2 separate regions of the Homo sapiens genome follow, and region 2 is linked to region 1. A link is a loop called in an ENCODE intact Hi-C map of the cell type or tissue named here. Cell type or tissue: PC-3. All regions are shown on one strand. Links, peaks and the distances in the headings refer to the core of each region. The heading gives the core; the rest is flanking DNA. Region 1 overlaps LOC105377732 (a long non-coding RNA gene). Region 2 overlaps LOC105377732 (a long non-coding RNA gene).

Region 1 (10,362 bases), core at 2,363-10,362:
CCAATATTAATATTTTTAAGTGGTTTTAAGAAGTTTGCCAAGATAGGGATGAGAGGGAAGACTGAATGGCCAGCTACAGTTTCCTTCTTAGGGTGAAAGCCAGTGAAGAAGGGGGGTCCTGTCCCAGATCTTAACAACTTCCTTCTCTCCCCTAGGCTACAAATTCCTGGTACTTGGGGGCTTTCTTGAGCCTCTACCCTCCAATCTGTCCAGCACCCTCTTGCCTTGGCCTGGTCCTATGGGATCTAGCCAGTTGCCCTGACTTCATCTCTTTCTGCCTAGCCCTTGGACTTACCCAGACTGGCTGCCTGGCTGTCAGCTTTGCTCTCCCAGCTCACCCTTGGCCCCATGCTCAGCAGCCCTTGATCAGGCCTCTCTGAACCATGCACTCAGCCCAGTCCTTCCCTGACCACCTGCCTCTCCAGCAGGGGAGTCCAGACAGTAAGAGTGGAGACCATCCCCTTACACACTGAGTGGAGCAATTCCTGAAGGGCTTGGGGTGCATAGCTCAACCTTGATTTTGACCTCAAGGAGGAAACTCAAGCTGTTGCAAAGATATCTCCCTTATCATTACCATCAGAGACAGAAAAGGCTAAATGGGTCATGAAGCTAATTCTGTGCAGGGAGCCAGACACTAATGAGCTCTCACGAAGGCAACACGGGATAGATTAGACTCCCATTTCTTCTCTCTTCTCTCTTCCATGTGGCCTTGCAGAGCAGGAGACACAGAATAACCACCCCAGATGCAAACTGGCAATGGGTTTGGCTATGTGTTTTGTTGGGCCAAAAGAATATTAGCAAATGCAATGTGGGCCAGGGCTCTTCAAGGGTAGAAGAGTTCACAGTTTGGTTTGCCCCTTTAACTCCTATGATCTGCTATGAGAAATGCATGTCCCAAGTATGCACCTGCTCCAAAGAGCTCTGGAGCTCTTGGTTGGCCAGTCCCAACCAAGACACAATCAAACCTGGACCCATGAACAAGAAAATAAATGTTTGTAGCTATTTGTATACAATAAAAAAACAAAATGGAAAACCACTGCCCAAGAACACCATCAATAACATTCTGACCACAGAGCATCTCAATGCCTCAAACCAAGAGGTATCTGCAGGACAGGAGAAGAGTGGTCACTCCATCAACAACCCCACAACACTTTGCAAAGATAACAGACCAAGGAAAGAAAGCAATCAGAATCCTCCAGGGGACCTGGCTTCTGCCTTCCTTCACAGGCCCCATGGTGTGAACAGCTGTGTGTTTGTTGCCCTGCACCCCTTCTTTGGGGACCATCTCCCAGGCTTTCCCTGGGGAGCCACCCCACCCTATCAGTCCCTGTGGGCTTATGGTCCTGGCCTGGCCATTCAGCATACATATTCCATTACCCTGGCCACAGTGAGTGGTTTAGGATAGACACATGACCCAGGCCAGACCCAAAGCGCCAACCATGGGACTTTTGGAAGGAAAGAGGAGCTCTCTTATTGGTAAGATACAGGCCTGGAACTGCTATAGCCACCACCAATGGACAGACTGCCCAAGAATGAAACAAGCACAGAAGAAAGCCAGGGCTAAAAAATGGAAAGACCAGCCTGGGCAACATAGAGACCTCATTTCTATTAAAAGTAAAAAAAAAAATCAGTTTGGTGTGTGTGTGCCTGTAGTCCCAGCTACTCAGGAGGCTGAGGTGGGAGGATCGCTTGAGCTGGGGAGGTCGAGGCTGCAGTGAGCCCCAATCACGCCACTGGACTCCAGCCTGAGCAAAAGAGCAAGACCCTGTCTCAAAAGAAAACAAAAAGATGGAAAGAGACAGATGCCTAAAGACTTTGTATGAGTACCTGATGAGTACCTGGATCCAGCTATGCCTGAATTTAGCAATATCCTGAACACTTCAGGTGTGTGAGCCAGTACATTTCTGTGTCTTCAGCCAGTTGAGTTGGGTTCTTTCCCTCCCCCACTGAAAGAGACTTGATGGAGATGCTTCCTTGTTAGCCACACTGTGCAGTTGCCCCTTTCCATCCTTCCATTGTTGAGGTTTAAATTTAATGTGAAGAAAAGGCATAGAATTTTCATGCTCCTCCACTGGCATTTCTGTTGCTGGCCTCTGCCATTTTGTTAGGCCAGTGATTCCAAACATTTTAGAGTAGCAAAGCCCATCATTGTTGGTCAGGAATATTGCATAGCATGTATTTATTACCCACGCTCTTATTATAGTCTCAGCAAGTGGTTAACCTTTCATTTTTCTTGGGAAAAAATGAGCATGTCACTCCCTCATTTCTCTGCCTCTCTCAGGATTCAGAGATATGACAAAGTTAAATTGGGTATTTCTGAACTTTACAAAGTTAAAAACAAATCAGCTCATCCCCCTTCCCAAAAAAATTATCTTGTCACAGAGGGCCCTCTTCCCTCCAACGTGTTCCAAAGCAATAGCACAAATGCACGCATCTGGCCAAATGCCATCGGCTGCTGTCTGAGGGCCATCTGAAAAGCAGCCTCTTCTTCCGGCCACCCCATCCCCAGCTGTCAGGGATCCCCACTTGGAGTCCTCATGCTCCTGAAATGATATGTCCAGGGCAGATGTCGCAGGGCTCACGTCAGGCACGAAGGCAGTGCTCCCCTGCTCAGCTGTCATGGCCGATTGAGACACAGTCCCAACCCAGGGCTCCCTCAGAGAGCCACCAAGACTGGACTGAGCTTCCCCCACAGAGATGCTGCTGACACGCCAGGGGTGCATCCTGGCTCTCCAGACTGGCAATGCTGATTCTAATGAAGTCACAGCCTTCACTGTTGTTCCTTTTTTAAATAATTGGGGTGAAATGCACATATCATAAAATTGAACCTCTTAACCATTTTGAAGTGTACAGTCCAGTAGCATTAAGTACAGTCATACTGTTGTGCAACCATCACCACCATCCATCCCCAGAAAATGTTTCATCTTGCAAAACTGAAACTCTATATCCATTAAACAATACTCCCCCATTTCCTCCTCCTCCCAGTCCCCGGCAACTACCATTCTACTTCTGTCTCTATGAATTTGGCTACTCTAGAGGCCCTCCTATAAGTGGAATTAGACAGTATTTGTCCTTTTGCATCTGACTTATTTCACATAGCACAATGTCCTCAAGATTCATCTATGTTGTAGTATGTGTCAGAATTTTCTTCCTTTTTAAGGCCGAATAATATTCCATTGTATGTCTATAGCATATTTTGCTTATTCATTCATCTATCGACGGACACTTGGTTGCTTCCACCTTTTGGCTATTGCGAATAATGCTGCTGTGAACAGAGGTGTACAAATATCTCTTCAAGACCATGCTTCCAATTATTTTGGGCATATTCCCAAAAGTAGAATAGCAATAACACAGTAATTCTTTTTTTTTTTTTTTTTTTTTTTTTTGAGATAGAGTCTCACTCTGTCACCCAGGCTGGAGTGCAGTGGCGCAGTCTCGGGTCACTGCAACCTCCATCTCCCAGGTTCAAGCAATTCTCCTGCCTCAGTCTCCCAAGTAGCTGGGACTACAGGCATGCGCCACCACGTCCAGCAAATTTTTGTATTTTTAGTAGAGACAGGGTTTCACCATGTTGGTCAGGCTGGTCTCCATCTCTTGACCTCATGATCTGCCTGCCTCGGCCTCCCAAAGTGCTGGGATTACAGGCGTGAGCCATTGCACCCGGCCTATCACACAGTAATTCTATGTATAATTTTTTTTGAAAAACCTCCATGCTTTTTTCCACAGTGGCATTTTACACTCCCACCAGCAGTGCACAGAGATTCCAGTTTTTCTACATGCTTACCAACACTAGTTATTTTCTGGGTTTTTGACAGTAGCCACCCTAATGGGTGTGAGGCAATATCTCATTATGGTTTTGACTTTTACTGTTACTCTTATTGTAACAGTCACTACTATAACTTTCTCATGTTGTACCAAGTTTGGTCTTTTAATAGTTAAGAGATGGGCTTCCTTCACTTCGAAGATAAATGATCCTTGGTGTCTAAACAACTTACTACAAAAGGCCAAAGTTCTTTTAAGAGAGATATTCTAAGGCTAAGTTACAGGGGCCCAAAGATCCTAAGTGATTAGCCCCATCCTCCCCTTTTCCAAAAAGGAAACAGAGGTCCCAGAGGGATCATGCAGTGGTTAAGAAATATGAACTGGGCAAATCTCGCTTGAAAACCTGGCTCTGCCACTCACGAGTTGCAGGACCATGGAGCTGTCTCTCAGCCCCTCTACACTTGGCTTCTTTTCACAGCGCAGTGGATAGGAACAGTGTCTCTCTTACAAGGTTGCTGCGAGAGTTAAGCTGTGTGCCAAATGCAGTGCCTGCCACAGGACAAGGGCTTGGTAAATTCCAGCAGCTCTTACGGTTGTTGCCTTCTTATTCTTATGAAATAAGTTGCCCAAGTCCCATGCCTAGTGAATTGGTTTCTTGATTCCCAGTGTTTGCCCTGGCCATGATGGTTCTTAACCCCACTTTCCCCAATGTCTATGCTCACCTTAAACAACTCTGGCTGTTACTTACTGTAACTGATGGCCTGGTTTCTAAAATGTACACTGAACTCATTCCCTCAATGGTACATTGAGTCAATCCAGCACAGGAAGAGAGAGGATCGGCTGCTGCAAATTCTGAAAGGTCCACAGTAGCAGAAGGCAAAGTGACAAATGACAGAGGTAGGGAAGGGTCTCATAAAACCTTTGACCTCAAGGAAGTTCACATGATCTGAAATGATGCTGCTCCCACATTCCTGGGGAGTTGCTTCCTCTTTGCATCGATTCCGTCATGCATTTCTCTGATATTTTACAGCTTACAAAGATTCCCTCCATTGATAAACAGTTGTTGAGAACCTACTCTGATTGAGCACGATGTGCCAAGTGCCAGAGTCACAGCCAAGAGCAATGCCAGAGGGTCTGGGGAAGGAGACAGACATGATTCGGAAAGTGACACCAACCAGTGGAAAACCGCAACTGTGCTAAGGGCAAGGAAGGAGGGAAGCAGGTGCCCTGAGAACCCACAAGAGGGGCTCTCAGCTGAGCTCTAACAGATGAGTCACAGGAAGTGTTCACAAAGTAGCATATAAAATAGACATTTATTTTGTGCTTCACTCCTCTCTGTCTGTGGGTCTTGAACATTTGCTGTGTGTAGATCCTTCACCAACCCTGCTGTACTTAAGGCTCAGGCATTTGATGAACTCAGGGGATTATGGAAAGCACGCAACTTGTCCATTAAAAGGACAGTGGGCAAATCAAGTGTAGTTTCTCCCAACTGCAGAATACTATGCAGCTGTTAAGAGGAATTAAATACACCTGCACAGGCTACTGTGAAAAGATTAGCACAATAAATTAGAAAGTGAAGAATTCCTGGTGTAGAAAAGTATTAGTAAATGATTCATTTATGTAAGGAAGAAAATCATATACACAAATATGGGTATAGTCAGACTCTTTTTTTGGAGGGACACAAGAAATTACTTATGTTAGTTTGTTAGGGCTGCCATAATAAAGTACCACACATTGAATGGCTTAAACAGCTGAAACATATTTTCTAGCAGCTCTGAAAACTTGAAGTCTGAGATCAATGTGTTGGCAGGGGTGGCTCCTTCCGGGAACCCTGAGGGGGGAATCTGTTCCACTCCGCTCTCTTTGGCTTGTACATGGCCATCTTCTTCCTATGTCTCTTTACACTGTCTTCCCTCTATGTAAGTCTCTGTGTCCAAATTTCCCGTTTCGATAAGAATATCAGTCATACAGGATTAGGGCTCATCTTAATGACCTTATTTTAACTTGATGACCTCTGTAAAGACCCTATCTCCAAATAAGGTCACATTCTGAGGTTCAGGGGGGTTAGGACGTCAACATATGAACTTGAGTAGGGGACACAATTCAACCCATGGCATTGCTGGGAGACAAAAGGGATTCATCTTTTACTTCATATATTCCTCTATAGTATTTATACTTTTATGATAAGCATACATTTCAATTACAAAAACAACTTTTAGTCCAAAAAGTGGGTGGAAATTTAAATCCTGCCACAAATCAAGCACCAAGTGAAAACATTGGGGTTGTATATTGTAGGTCAAAGTGACCTGTTTCTATATCTGAAACAAGAGGCACACCCTCCATTAAGGCCTCCAAGCGGGAGTGTGTATGTCCAAGAAAGGGAACCTGACCATCACTGGTCTTGCACACTTCTAGATATTTTTATTTTCTTTTAATTTCTATTTTGTTTTATATTGCGTGTGGAGGGGTACATACTTAAAACTTTCTACTTGGGGTTTGCCTTCTAAATAGCGTGCATGGCAAAGGCCTTGGGAGCACCTTTCACGAAGCTTAATATTTTCATAAGCAAAGAAAAGGACCTAGTCCGTGACTGCGTATGAGTCACGTTAGTTTGGTTTTCTTCAAAGGCTGACTACTCCAGTTGCTATCTCTGTGTGACACAGTGTCTTAGGATGACTATGTTATTTTGCTCATGATTTCATAGATCAGGAATTCAAGAAGGGATTAGCTGAGTGGTTCTTGCCGGGGGTCTCTTATTTGTTGCAGTGAGATGTTGGCTGAGCCTGGAGTCATCTGCAGGCTTGGCTGGGCTGCACGTCCCAGATGATCCTCTCACATGACTGATGGTCACTGGTTATCTGCTGAGTTCTCAGCAGAGATGCCAGAGCACCTACACGTGGCAATCTCAGGGCATCTAATGTCTTAAACGGTGGCTGACTTCTCCCAGAGGGAGTGTCCCTGAATACTTGGCAGAAGCCGCACGGCCTTTTCTGATCCAACCTCAAAAATTAAGGCATCACTATTGCTGGACTGATTGCAAGCCAGTTACATTCAAGGCTCAGATCCAAGGGGAGGGAACCAGGCAGAAACTCAATGCTTTTCCTGACCTAGCTTCAGAAAGAGCAGAGTGTATTAGTTATCTATCACTGCATAACAAATTCTCTCAAAGCTTAACAGCTTAAAACAACAAACCTTTAGGACTGTACAGTGTCTATGGGCCAGGAATTCAGAAGTGCCTCTGCAGGCTGCCTCTGACTCAAGGCCTCTTGTGAGATTGCAGTCAATATATCAGCAAGGGCTACAATTATCTGAAGGTTTGGCTGGTGCTGGAAGATCTAATTCCAAGATACTCGGTCACATGGCTATTGGCAGGAAGCTTCTGTTCCTCAGGGTTGTTGACAAAAGGCCTTAGTTCTTCACTGTATGGGCCCTTCCATGTGTTGCCTGAGTATCCTAAAAGCATGGCAGCCAGTTTCCCCAAGAACCGAGTGAGACAGAGATAGAGAGAGAGAGATAGAGATAGAGAGAGAGAGCAGGAAGCTTCAGTGCCTTTTATAATCTAGTCTCTGAAGTCATACCCCATCATTTTCACTTAATTCTATTTGTTAGAAATGAGTCACCAAGGTCACACGCAAGGGAAACGGCATTAGGCTTCACATTTTGCAGCAAATGTCAAAGAGTTCTGACACCACCCACGACATCATCTCTGTTGCATCCTATTGGTTATAAGTGAGTCCCAGCACAGATTCAAGGGGAGAGGACATACATCCCACCTCCAGTGGGAGGAATGTCCAAGGATTTTCAGACAAGGACTTAGATACAGTGTCTTAGCTCAGATTTCTATAACAAACTGCCATAGGCTGGGCGACTTAAACAAGAGGAATTTATCTCTCACAGTCTGGAGGCTAGAAAAATCCAAGATCAAGGTGCTGGAAGATTCCTTTCCTGGCTTGCAAATAGCCACCTTCTTGCTATGTCCTCATCTGTCAGAGACAGTGTGCAGGCACTCTGGTATTTCTTCCTCTTTTCAGAAGGGCACTAATCCCATTATGGAGACCCTTACCCGCATGACCTCACATAACCCTAATTACCTCCCAAAGACCTCCCTTCCAAATACCGTCGCATGACGGGGAGGGTTAGCGTTTTCACATATGAGATGGGGGGAACATAAACACTCAGTCCATAACCTTCCATGCCGGGCCCTTCAAAATGTGTGTCCTTCTCACATTCAAAATTCATTCAATCCCAACAGCCCCAACAGACTTCACTGGTTCTAGCATCAACTCTAAAGTCCCAAGTCTCATCTAAATATCATAGAAGTCAGATATCTACATCATAAAGAGTTTATTCCAGGAGAAACAAAAGGGGAGAGTGAGACAAGGAAGGGAGAAGAGCCAGCAAGGGATAGATTACAGCTTGGAGCTCCGTCCTGCTGGGGGTTCTTCAGAATCCACGTGGAACATGGCTCAGCCTAGGCCCATTAGAGGATGGGGGACTGGGCAATTATCCATCTACTCTCATCCCCAACTAGTTGAGGTTTTCCCCTGGAAGCGTTAACACCCCCAGAGAAAGCCCTTAAGCAGCTGGAGATGGGACTCTGTCAGTGAATTGAAAACTGTTGCCCACTACCTCAAGTGAACTCAGGTAGCCCAGGGTGGATATAGAAAAAGCACCAACAGCATCTGCTATGGAATGTGAGATCAAGGAGTGCCTTCCAAAATAAATGTTTTTTATTGATCAGGTAAAGGGCTTGTGATAACAGGTCACTGTGACTCGGCAAACAGATTCTGTGATAGTCACATAGGCATGCAAAAATACTCACAGGTTCTCAGGCTATGGAAGACTCTGATTCACCCATTCAGTGAATATATACTCAACAGCTACCACAAGCCAAGAACCGTGCTAGGCTCTGGGGTTACAATAATGGACAAAACAGATGAGTTTTCCGACCTCACAGGGCTTATAGGCTAGAGGATTAGAGCGGCATTAATCAAATAATCACACAACATGATAAATACTAATTTGACAGCTGGTATGAAGGTGCATTTTCTGCAGAGAAGGCCCTTGACAGGGCTATAGAAGCCACCGTGTATGTTCCCCAGGGCATGGTGAGAAAGCAGTGGATGGTGTTGGAAGCAGTTTTGAGCATGTGCTGGGTAATACCTTCACAGAGAAGCTTCCTCGCCCTTTCAAGAAGTCTCTTGGGGAGATAGGGAGCTTTCTACTAGTTTGACAGAATGAGAATTTCTCTCTGAAGCTGGGCTTTTATAAGGAAGGGTCGATATCACTTCAGCATAGATCTAGTCATTGAAATAATAGTACTTGAAAGAAAGAAATACAACCAACACCCGAAGGATGGTGAATTGCAAAGAGAAACAAGTCTGGGTTTTCTTGATGACATTGCTGAGCTTTTTCGCTAGCCTTAGTCTCCTCACCCTCGAACTTCTTGTGATGTGAGCTCATTAAAAGTCTTTATTGCTTCATCCACTCTAAATCAAGTTTTCAGTTACTTGCAACCAAAAACATCCCTGACACACCATATATTTCATATTTTTCCACAGTTCTTCATGAGAACTCTTATTGTTCCCATGCTAGGTGAAGGAAACTGATACCCATATAAGTGAACTATCCAAGGTCACACAATGAATAAAGCTGGAATTGGGATGCAGGCCTTCTCATTGCAGCTCCTCTGAATTTGCTCTAGTGCAGTATACTACAGCACAACACAACACAAGCCCCTTTTCTCCCCACTAGGTCTTTGCCACATGTTGTCACCTTACAGAGCTATTTTTAGTCCCCAGATGCCATGAGGCACGGGATTCCTAACTGCCACCTCCTAGCTCAGTGCCATTGACATGATGTGTCAGCGTAGTGGCCTTTCCTGTAATTGCGCAAGTCCAGAGTTTCCACGGACATCCTTTTTGTTTTTTGCGTCCTTGCCTTGACAATTTGTACTGCTCTCTTCCTCCTTTGGCCATTCTTGTTTAACTGTTTCCCTAGAACTTTTATTATGTCACCACATACACACATTCTTGCAATATTTAAAAGAGTGGTTATGAAAATTGTGTGATAACATTAGGATATTACATGTTAAGTGCAAAGTAGGATACAAATTGCTTGCACAAAGATATGAAAAAACACATATGCACATTAAAAATTAAAACAAAAACACTAGAATGTTTGCTATGATTGTGGTGGTGTGGTGAGACGTGGGTAATTTTTTTTTTTTTTGATTTTCCAAATTTTCTGTTATGTGCATATAATGAAAAAAATAGGTTAGGATGTTTTTTAAAATATGTCATTGTTTATCTGGCCCATCTCCTGGGAGGCAGCATAGCAGAGCATGCTAGTTAACAGCGTGCACTCTGGAGCTTGATTGCCTGAGTTCAAATCCCAGCCCAACCACTTAATAGGTGCATAGCTCTCAGCAAGATCTGTAACTATTCTGTACCTCAGTTTACCCATCTGTAAAAGGGGCAATATCCCATCCACCTGTCTCATAAGGTGACTCTGAGGATCAAGTAAGTTAGCAATTGTAAAGCCCTTGGCATGGTGTCTAGTACAGGAAGAGTGTTATGTGTTTGTTGAATATAAGCCATT
Region 2 (10,004 bases), core at 1-8,000, 58 kb before region 1:
TTACAGAAAGAAAGAAAAGAAAAGAAAAGAAAGAAAGAAAGAAAGAAAGAAAGAAAGAAAGAAAGAAAGAAAGAAAGAAAGAAAGAAAGAAAGAAAAGAAAGAAAGAAAGAAGAAAGAAGAAAGAAAGAAAGAGAAAGAAAGAAAGAAAAAGAAAGAAGGAAAGAAAGAAAGAAAGGGAGAAAGAAAGAAAGAGAGAGAGAGAGAAAGAAAGAGAGAAAGAAAAGGAGATTGTTGGTTTCGGATGCTAGATCAACCTATACCTGAAGTAAGCCCTACCTCTGGACTGATCAGTAATATGAACCAATAAGGTCCTTTTATTGTTCTAGTCAGTTTAAATTTTCTATAAATTATTACTGAAATATTCACAACAGATGCATTGCCCAAGAAAGACTTTCCTGCTACCATCTTCACAAGTAACTCTCTAATCAGTCTTCGATAATATGGGACAATGTAGGCAATCAGAGTCAGGGGTTCAGCTTCCAGTCTAATGCTGCCACTTATCTCAAGCTGCACAATAACTGTAACAACAGTAACTACAAGAGACTCTTTTTTTTTTTTTTTTTTTTTTTGAGACGGAGTCTCGCTCTGTCGCCCAGGCTGGAGTGTGGTGGTGCAATCTCGGCTCACTGCAAGCTCCGCCTCCCGGGTTCACGCTATTCTCCTGCCTCAGCCTTCCGAATAGCTGGGACTACAAGTGCCTGCCACCACGCCCAGCTAATTTTTTTGTATTTTTAGTAGAGACAGGGTTTCGTGGTGTTAACCAGGATGGTCTCGATCTCCTGACCTCATGATCCACCCGCCTCAGCCTCCCAAAGTGCTGGGATTACAGGCGTGAGCCACTGCGCCTGGCAAGAGACTCTTCATTAACTGTAAGGTGCTCTACATATAACATTTTAATCTACAACAAGGAAAACAGAGACTTGTTTCTTATTTTACAGAGGAAAAATGAGGCTCATGGCGGTAAACATAACTTGGACAAATTCTCAGTTAATAAGCTAGTTACTTTTCTTCATAGCACAGATGTGATCATATTTATTTCTTTGTTTAGCTGTTTATTGTTGATCCCCTGCGCTAAAATGAAAGCATCAGGAGAGCAGACCCTTTGTCTTTTTCAAGCCTGGATCCTGGGTGCCTAGAACAGTTGCTGGCACAGAGGAAGCCCTTAATAAAGACTGGTTGAGTATTAAATGAACAAGATTCAAACCTAGGTTTGCCTCCAAAACCATCTCTTTTCACAGCTCCAGGTTGTCCCTCATTATCCTCTTGTAAAATAAATGGTGGACCCTTTCACATGCTTAAAAACAAGTGTTGTTTGTTTATGTGTTGCTTTTCATGTGCTGCTGTGGAATGAGCCTCCTCTAAGCTAGTGGAATGTCTTGAGTAACTTTTTGGTCTTTCTTCATAGGACCTATCATGTAAGCCCTTCATTAGTCATCCTGGGTCTACTCAAGGCATTTAATGATACATTTTGTCAGTACCATGAGTAAACAAACATTTAATCAAAACCATCTTGGTGGCAGAGACAGAGCTAGATTCTTTACAGGACCTTAATCACCTCATGCAGTCCTTACCGTGCCTCTGAAACACAGGAAGCAGCACCTCTGTTTGGCAAATCAGACTTCAGGTCCAGAAGATGACATGCTTTTAAGGTGGCAAACAGAGTAAGGATTATCTGACTCCAAAGATTTTACATCTTTCTTTAAAAGTCACATGTTATAATTATTCTAATTAAGATTGTGAAACTTAGAATTGGATTTGGGGTTTTCTATGTCAAAAAGGAAAAATGGACATTTGGTCATGATCATTTCAATATACACATTTGAGCACCTACTACAGTGCTAGGTGCCATGCTAGGCACTGGGGACACTGTAGAACAAAACAGGCCTCACCTCTTCTCTCTTGGTTCTTGTAAAATGGCTGGTACCTGTTCAGTGCAGTGTCAGAGCTAATGCTCTCAAATTTTGGTGTTGGGTCTATTTGAACACTCGGTGCATTAGTTAAAGTAGGCTAATATGCAGCAGTAAATAGACCTCGTATTAGTCACGGTGGGCTAACTGCATTAGAAATAACCTTAAATATCAGAAGCTAAAACTAATAAAAACTGATTTATCTTTATGAAAAGCCTGATGTTGTATTCCTAAGTGGCTCTTCTCCAAGCACTAATCCAGGGACACAGACTCCCTTCACATTGTGTCTCTGCCATCTTGTGGCTTCAGACTTGCCCTGGTACCAACTGGCTAGAGAATAAATGGCTTTACATAGGAGACTTTTATGGCATAGGCTTTGAAGTATCATCTGTCTTTTTTCCCACGACCTATTTGCCCGAACTGAGTCACCTGACCAGCTTAACTGCAAGGGAGGCTGGGAAATGTAGAGGAGCTCATAGTATTTAGTGCATACCAAGAGTCTCTTTCATAGACTCCAAAAAGTCTATGGAATTTTTAAAAAGAATTTCAAAACTTCCAAATTTCTAAATGTAAGCCTTTCTGGGTAGCAGGGATTCAGGTCAGCAACAACTCTACTCCATACAGTCATTCTGGGAGCCAGGCTAGTGGCAGTTCTGCCATATTAAAAAGTTCTCACAAGAGGTTTTAAGGTCCAGACCTGAAGTTGCACTCATCACCTCCCCTCACATTCTATTGGTTAGAACTCATGCACATGACCATATCTTACTGCAAAGGAAGCTAAGAAATGTAGTTTATATCCCAAGCACAAGGAAAGAAGGATGGATTTTTCTAGATAGCTAGAAGATGATAGTTCACCTGGATTTTTTTAACTAGACCTGCCAAATACCAGTTACTGTGCATGTCTCTCACTGATATCCTTTTCTTTTCCTTTTTTTTTTTTTTTTAGACAGAGTCTCACTCTGTTGCTCAGGCTGGAGTGCAGTGACATGATCTCGGCTCACTGCAACTTCTGCCTCCTGGGTTCAAGCAATTCTCCTGCCTCAGCTTCCTGAGTAGCTGGGATTACAGGTGCATGCCACCACGCCCGGCTAATTTTTGTATTTTTAGTAGAGATGGGGGTTCACTATGTTGGCCAGACTGGTCTCGAACTCTTGACTTCAGGTGATCCACCCACCTCAGCCTCCCAAAGTGCTAGGATTACAGGCATGAGCCACCACGCCCAGCCCTGATATCCTTTTCTAACCTTCTTTTTCTGTGACTTCGCATGTGTATATCTAGCTATGTCTCCAACCTGACATACCATATGGTTTCCTAATTCTGGCCTCTAAATAGAAGTCCTTTATCTTAACAAGGAAGTAATCTGAGAAATTATTGAATGTGCTTTCCACAGCAAATGCCATGTTCTTTTGAAATTCATTCATCCAGTGATAACTCACTTAGACTTTATTTTTCTCCACTAGAGGAGGGCAAGGCCCTGTCTGTTTTGCTCAGCACTCTATTCCCAGTGCTTAGCACAGTATTCCTGATACATCACAAGTAACCCAATAAATATTTTCTAAATGACTGTATAAATTTTTCTTTTATCTCAGAATCTTAAAAAGGTCATATTTGATATTGGGGTAAAAAAATATTCCCTGTTGATTTGTTATATATGATGACACCTCCCAGAACCCTGGGAGGGCATCCCTGACCACAAAGCTCAGCTCTTCCTAACTCATTCACTCAGATCCCACTTGTTTTTTTAACCATAGCAAACTCTGAAGAAACCACATACATTGAAAGGTCTTTAATTTTTTTTTCTTTTTAGGGATTGCTGATCTATGTGGAAACTGGAACAAAAGAAATGTCAGAGTCTGCCTGATCCTCACTTTACAATTTTTGTCATCATTGGCTATCAATGTGGAATCCACCATGGCTGAGAAATGTGTAGCTGTGAAATGAGCCCGTAACTGAGCTGAAAAGATTTGTTTGACTTCCAGCTAAGCCACTTAACAGATGTGTGGTTTCTATAAATCAGTCAAGGCTCTGAGTTTCGGCTTCCTCTTCAGGAAGCAGAAAACAGCACCTTCCCTGTCAATATCACAGGATTGCTGTAAAAATGCCTTTTGTTTATTTAATAGATATTTATTGGTGGCTAACTATATGCCAGATATTGACCTAGGTTCTGGAGATACATCAGTGAATAAAACAAAGTTTATGTGACTCAGAGCTTATGCTGAAGGGCAACAGTGTAAATAAATCAATCAATGAGCATGTAATATACCAGGGGTTGATAGGGTTTTGGGGGAAAATCACACAGAGCAAAACAGACGAGAGCCACGGAGGAAAGGAGCTTTGATATTTTATATAAGATGGTTCAGACTGGGACATTAGAACAGACACCTGAAGGAAGTGAGTGAGTGTGTCATGCAAAGATATGAAGGAGGAGGAGGCACAGCATGGTCAAGGGCCCTGAGGTGACAGTATGCTTGGTGTTTATGAGGAATCGCAAGGAGAGCAGTTGGCTTAAGCAGGGTGAATGGGGGATGGGCAGATGCTAAGATCAGAAAGGTAGCACAAAGCTAGATCAATCAGGGCTCCATAGGCCATTGTAGAGACTTCAGCCTTTACTTTGATTGAGATAGAAAGCCATTTCTGTGTTGAGCATAGAAGTGATGCCTTGTGCCATATGTCCTTTAAAGAACATTTCAGCAGCTGTGTGGAAAAAAGGCTGCACGGAAGCTAGACTGGAGGCAAAGTTGCCAGTTAGGAAGCCACTGCAATACAGCAGGTGAGAGATGGCAGTGGCTAGGCTCAAGCCAACAGCAAAGGAAGTGGTGGAAAGTGGTCATATTACGAATATATTCTGAAGATAGCATAAACAAGTCTTCCTGATGGATTGGATGTTGCTGTAAGAGTAAAAAAGAGTAATCAAAAATGACCTTAAAGTTTTGGCCTGATGAGTGGGAAAACGGAGTTGCTCCTTCTTGAGATGGGGAAGACTTCAGGAAGAACACAGAAGCTCTCACTATGCTAAGACCTCTGTTTTTGAAACATTAGTTTGAGATGCCTGTGGACGTAGGCTTCCCAAAATGGCGCTGTATGGTGGTGGCTATATGTATCTGAAATTCTGGGAAGAGGTCCAGGGTGGAGCCATCACCTTGGGAGTTGGCAGCCTATTTAAATCCTTAAGAAGGGGTGAGATCACTTAAAGAGTGAGTGAAGAAGAAATAATTGTGAGGACTGAGAGGAAACTTCAATATTTAGAAGTCCAGGAAAAGAGAGAGGCACAGCAAAAAAGAAAAAAAAAACAAACTAAGGTAAGAAGAAGCCAATGAGGCAGGAAAAGGAACGAGATAGAGGAGAGTGAAGAAAGTGGGACCGGAAGGAGGGACTGACTCATTTCCATTTATGATGCAGTAGTTTGGCCAAATAGCATGATGGTAGATACACACCCAAATATATCAGTAATCGCATTAAATGTAAATCGATTAAATAGTTCAATTAAACATCTATAATTATCAAACTAGATTAAAAAACAAAATCTAACTATATGCTGTTTACTAGAGATACACCTCAAATATAAGGATATAAAGTAATTAAAAATTAAGAGATGATATAAGATTTACCATGCAAACAATATCCAAAAGAAAGCTGGTATAGGTATACTGGTAGCAAAATAGACTTAAGGCAAAAAGCCTGATTAAGATCAAAAGTTTCAAGTTTCATAACAATAAAAGCGTTAATCCCCCAAGAAATTCTCAATTTATATGTATGTAAAAAACACAACTTCAAAATATAAAAAACAAAAGTTGACAGAATTATAAGAAAGTCTAGGCAAATCCACACTCATAATAATGAGAGACTTTAACAAACTTTTCTCAATAAAATATATAACAAGAAAGAAAAAAATCAGTAAGAATATGTAAGATCTAAACAACACAATTAACAAATTTGATATATTGACATGTACAGAACACTGTGTCCAAAAAAGTATACTGTTTTTTCAAGTGTACATGGAACGTTTATGCTGGCCATAAACGAAGTTTCAACAAACTTCAAAGGATTGAAATCATACAAAATATGTTCTCTGACCATGGAAGAATTAAGTTGGAAATCAATAACAAAATAAGTAGGAATTCTTCAAATACTTGGAAATTAAGCAATATATTTTTAAATGGGTCAAAGAAAAAATTTCAGTGGAAACTGGAAAATATCATTAACTAAATGATAATGAAAATATGACATATCAAAATATGGAGGATGTGGTTAAACCTCTGCTTAGAGAGAAATTATAGCCTTAAATACATAAATTTAAAAGAAAAAATATGTAAATCAGTAAGCTAGTTATCTATGTCAAAAAAAAGAATAGAAAATTATGTCTAAGGAAACCAGAAAAAAGAAAAAAAACTAGTAGCACAAATTAATAAAATACAAAACAGACATTCAAGATAGAAAATCAATATGTCCAAAAGTTGGCACTCATAAAAGTAAAATAAATGTTAGCTTTCTGGGAAGTCTTATAACAAAGTAATAGCAAAGTAATAGAGGAGACAAAAATTACCAGTTTTGATGAAAAAGAAAACATCATTCCATATCCTGCACATGTTAAAAATATAGTTACAACTTACTATTAACAATTGAATGTTAATAAATTAAAAATTTTAGATAAAATGGAAAATCCTTAGAAAAACAAAATTAACAAAAGCTGATGTAAGAAGAAATAGAAAATCTGAAATAGTCCTATTTCTATTAGAGATATTAAAGCTGAAGATAACAAAGAAATCTCTAGACATAGATGGCTTTCCTCCAAATAAATTACAAATGAATTTCTCCAAATATTTATGGAAGAAATCACACCAAACTTATATAAACATTTGCGTAGACTAGAAAAAATATTTTCTATTTTGTTTAATTAGGCCATTGTAATCTTGACATCAAAAACTGACCTTGACATAAAGCAAAATTATGGGCCAATCAGTCCTATGAACAGAGATGCAAAAATACCAAACTAGCAAATTGGATTTAGTAAAATATAAAAATAATAATGAAGAATGAGAAAGTTGCATTTGTTCCCAGAATGAAAGGTTGGCTTCATATTTTAAAATTACTATAATTTACATTAACAGAATAAAAAGAAAATCATCTGACCATCTCAGTAGACACAGAAATAGCTTTTGATAAAATTCAACACACGTTTATGATTTTAAAAAACTTGAAATCCCCTCTGCAGACAGGAACAAAAGGGAACCTCTTTAGTCCCATAAAGAGTGTTTAAGAAAAAAAAAAAGCCCTACAGAAAGTATTATACTTAACGGCAAATATTGAAAGCTTTCTGCCTGAGAATGAGAATGAGCAAGAATGCCTGTTTTCACCACTTCTATTAAATATTGAACCACAGTTTCTAGCCAGTGCAAAAATAAAAGGAAAGAGGGGATAAAAAGATATAAAATTTGGGGAAAAAATCATTATTTGCAAAAAAAAATTACTTTGTTCACAGTAAATACAAAAGGACCTAAAGAAAAACTATTATCATTAATAAGTGAATTTTGGAAGGTCATTGGATAAGAAGGTCAATTGTATGTAAAACTCAATCGTATTTCCATATAAATGCAAAAAACTGACAAACTTTAAAAGAATATTGTTTATATTAGCATAAAACAAACATTAGTGAAATAAATGGAGATCTAAATAAATCAAGGAACATACCATATTCATGGATTAGAAGACTCAATACTGTAAAGATATCAATTTAACTCAAAGTTAAATATAGATTCAATGCAATTCAAACCAACATCCTGAAAGGTTTTTTTTGTGGAACTTAATGAGTCAACTATTAAATTCATACTGAAATAGGACATAAATGCCAAAGCAATTCTGAAGAGAAAGAACAAAGCTGGGAGTCTTCAACCATCAAATAACAAGACCTATTGCAAACGCGGTATGTTAATAGCTAAAGGATATAAAAATAGATCCATGAAATACAATACTGAGGTCAAAAAAAAGACCCATACTATGCAGTCACCTGATTTATGACAAAGGTGCCACTGAAGTACAGTGGAGGAGGGAGAGAACAACGGTCTGACTTAATAATCATATTGAGTCAATTAGATATCCATATGGAAAAAATAAATTTTGACCCCTGATTCACACCACACAATTCCAGATGCAGATCTAACTGCAAAAAGTATAATTATAAACCTTCTAGAAGAAAATATAGGAGAAGATCTTTACAACCGAAGATTTCTTAGACACCTGCACACACACACACACACACACACACACACACACACAAGCATTAACCATTTAAGAAATAATTGATAAACTGGAACTATTAAAATTAAAAACTCACATTTATATAAACAGCATTCAGAGACTGAAAAGACAAATCAAAGTAAGAAGAGATATATGTGTCATATATATGTCAATATATATTATTGTCTTGCAGGAAATTTTATATATTCTATATTTGAGTCCTTCAGCTAATACACACATATGCAATATATAAGAAAATGAAAACGACCCAACAGAAAAATGAACAAAAGACGTGAATTAAGCACTTCTCAAAAGAAGATATCTTAATAGCCAATATAAAAAGGTGCTCAACCTCATTAGCCATCAGAGAATGCAAATTAAAACCACAGTGAAAATATCAACTCCAATGCTCACTCATCAAAATGGCTGTAATTTTTAAAATCTCCATAATACTATTCACTGAAGTAGGTATATCACCAGACAACCACTTTGGAAAATTAGTGATATCAACTAAAGTTGAATATATACATATACATATACTCTATGACACAGAAATTCCACTCCAAGATATGTGTGTGTGTCTGTGTGTGTATATGATATATATACATATGATATATATACACATATACATATATGAGATACATACACATGATATATATACATGTGTGTATATGATATATATATATCATATACACACACAGACACACACACATATATCCTCAAAAGCCATATACAAAAATATTCCTAACAGCACTATTCATAATAGCTAACAACTATTGGCATAATGTTATATTTGCATTGAAAACATATAGGAATAAATCTAACAAGTAATGTGTAGGACCTCTACACATACAAACATTAATGAGAAAAATTAATAAAGACTTAAATCAATGGAAGAACACATCTAGAAATAAATTTAATGATACCCATCAAAAATAGAATGGAAAAATAAATTGTGTTATATTCAAACATTTGAATAATATACAGCAATGAGAACGTATAACGTATAACCTCACACAACATCCCGGATGAATTTCACAAACTAAGGTTGAGCAAAAGAAGTTAAACACAGAAGTACACATATTGTATGATTCTATTAAAGTTCAAAACCAGACAGAACCAATTTTTGGGGGTAAATCCGAGAGAATAGTGGGGAGGGTAATGCCTGGGTAGGGGACATGGGGCCTCAGACACTGCAACAGTCTCTCCTTTGATCTGCGTACTAGGTACCTGGGTGAACTCAGTTTGTGAAAATTCACGGAAGCATGTCCTTATAGTTTGTATGTTTTGTATATTTAGGCTCTAATATCAAAAAGATTTACTAAAAAATAAAAGGGGGGCAGATTAGCTCTGTCACTTAGGACAAGTGTCACTTAGGACCTCAGTGTCCTGAGGCCTTTGGCTTTCGAACATAAGCAACTATTTATGTACTCACCCATGTATTCCATTTCCAGCAAATATTCACTAGGCACCTACAGCAGTGAGCAAATCCATGACACCACTAGCCTTGTGGAGCTGATATTTCAGTGGAAGGAGATTGACAGTAGACCAGGATAGATAGTTCATATGTTCCCTCGCTCTCTGACTTCTGGAGGCCTTGGCCAAGGGAGGATTGGCAGGAGTCCAGAGCTGGGGATGGAGAAGATTAGTATATTCATTCCCCCAGCTCCCTCCCTGTGGGGTGGCCACAGGCTGACCATGTCCCCTTACGGAGGCCCCGGCTTCCACCTGGCCATCCCTCCACCCAGCCTCCCTCTCTGGGTACTGATAACTGTCCCCTCCACTTGCCCCTTCAAGCTCGGGGCGGTGTCAGCTCCCAGCTGAGGCCAGGATCCTATAGCATCTCTATTGCTTCCCTAAAC

The links. Peaks named below come from ENCODE experiments on the same cell type or tissue, not always from the same donor. Only the 100,000 strongest peaks of a DNase experiment are listed, where the experiment ranks them.
Region 2: it touches region 1 in a loop (6-fold over the local background); 3 of 110 quality-filtered maps call a loop at or near these places.

The regions. Positions count from the first base shown.
Region 1 is chr5:173,451,565-173,461,926 of GRCh38, reverse strand. The region is part of intron 3 of LOC105377732 (a long non-coding RNA gene); the gene reads right to left. Among named protein-coding and RNA genes, the nearest start is that of MIR8056, 110 kb to the right of the region's middle. RefSeq lists an enhancer at 5,951-7,150. In PC-3, for the core only: no CTCF peak of the experiment used is centred there; DNase peaks (open chromatin) are centred at 4,916, 6,506, 7,406, 9,676 and 1 weaker place; H3K27ac peaks cover 7,601 bases.
Region 2 is chr5:173,507,164-173,517,167 of GRCh38, reverse strand. It overlaps LOC105377732 (a long non-coding RNA gene), which reads right to left. Exons shown (of 15, transcript XR_001743001.1): 14 at 9,578-9,771. Among named protein-coding and RNA genes, the nearest start is that of LINC02995, 67 kb to the left of the region's middle. In PC-3, for the core only: no CTCF peak of the experiment used is centred there; a DNase peak (open chromatin) is centred at 1,457; H3K27ac peaks cover 2,435 bases.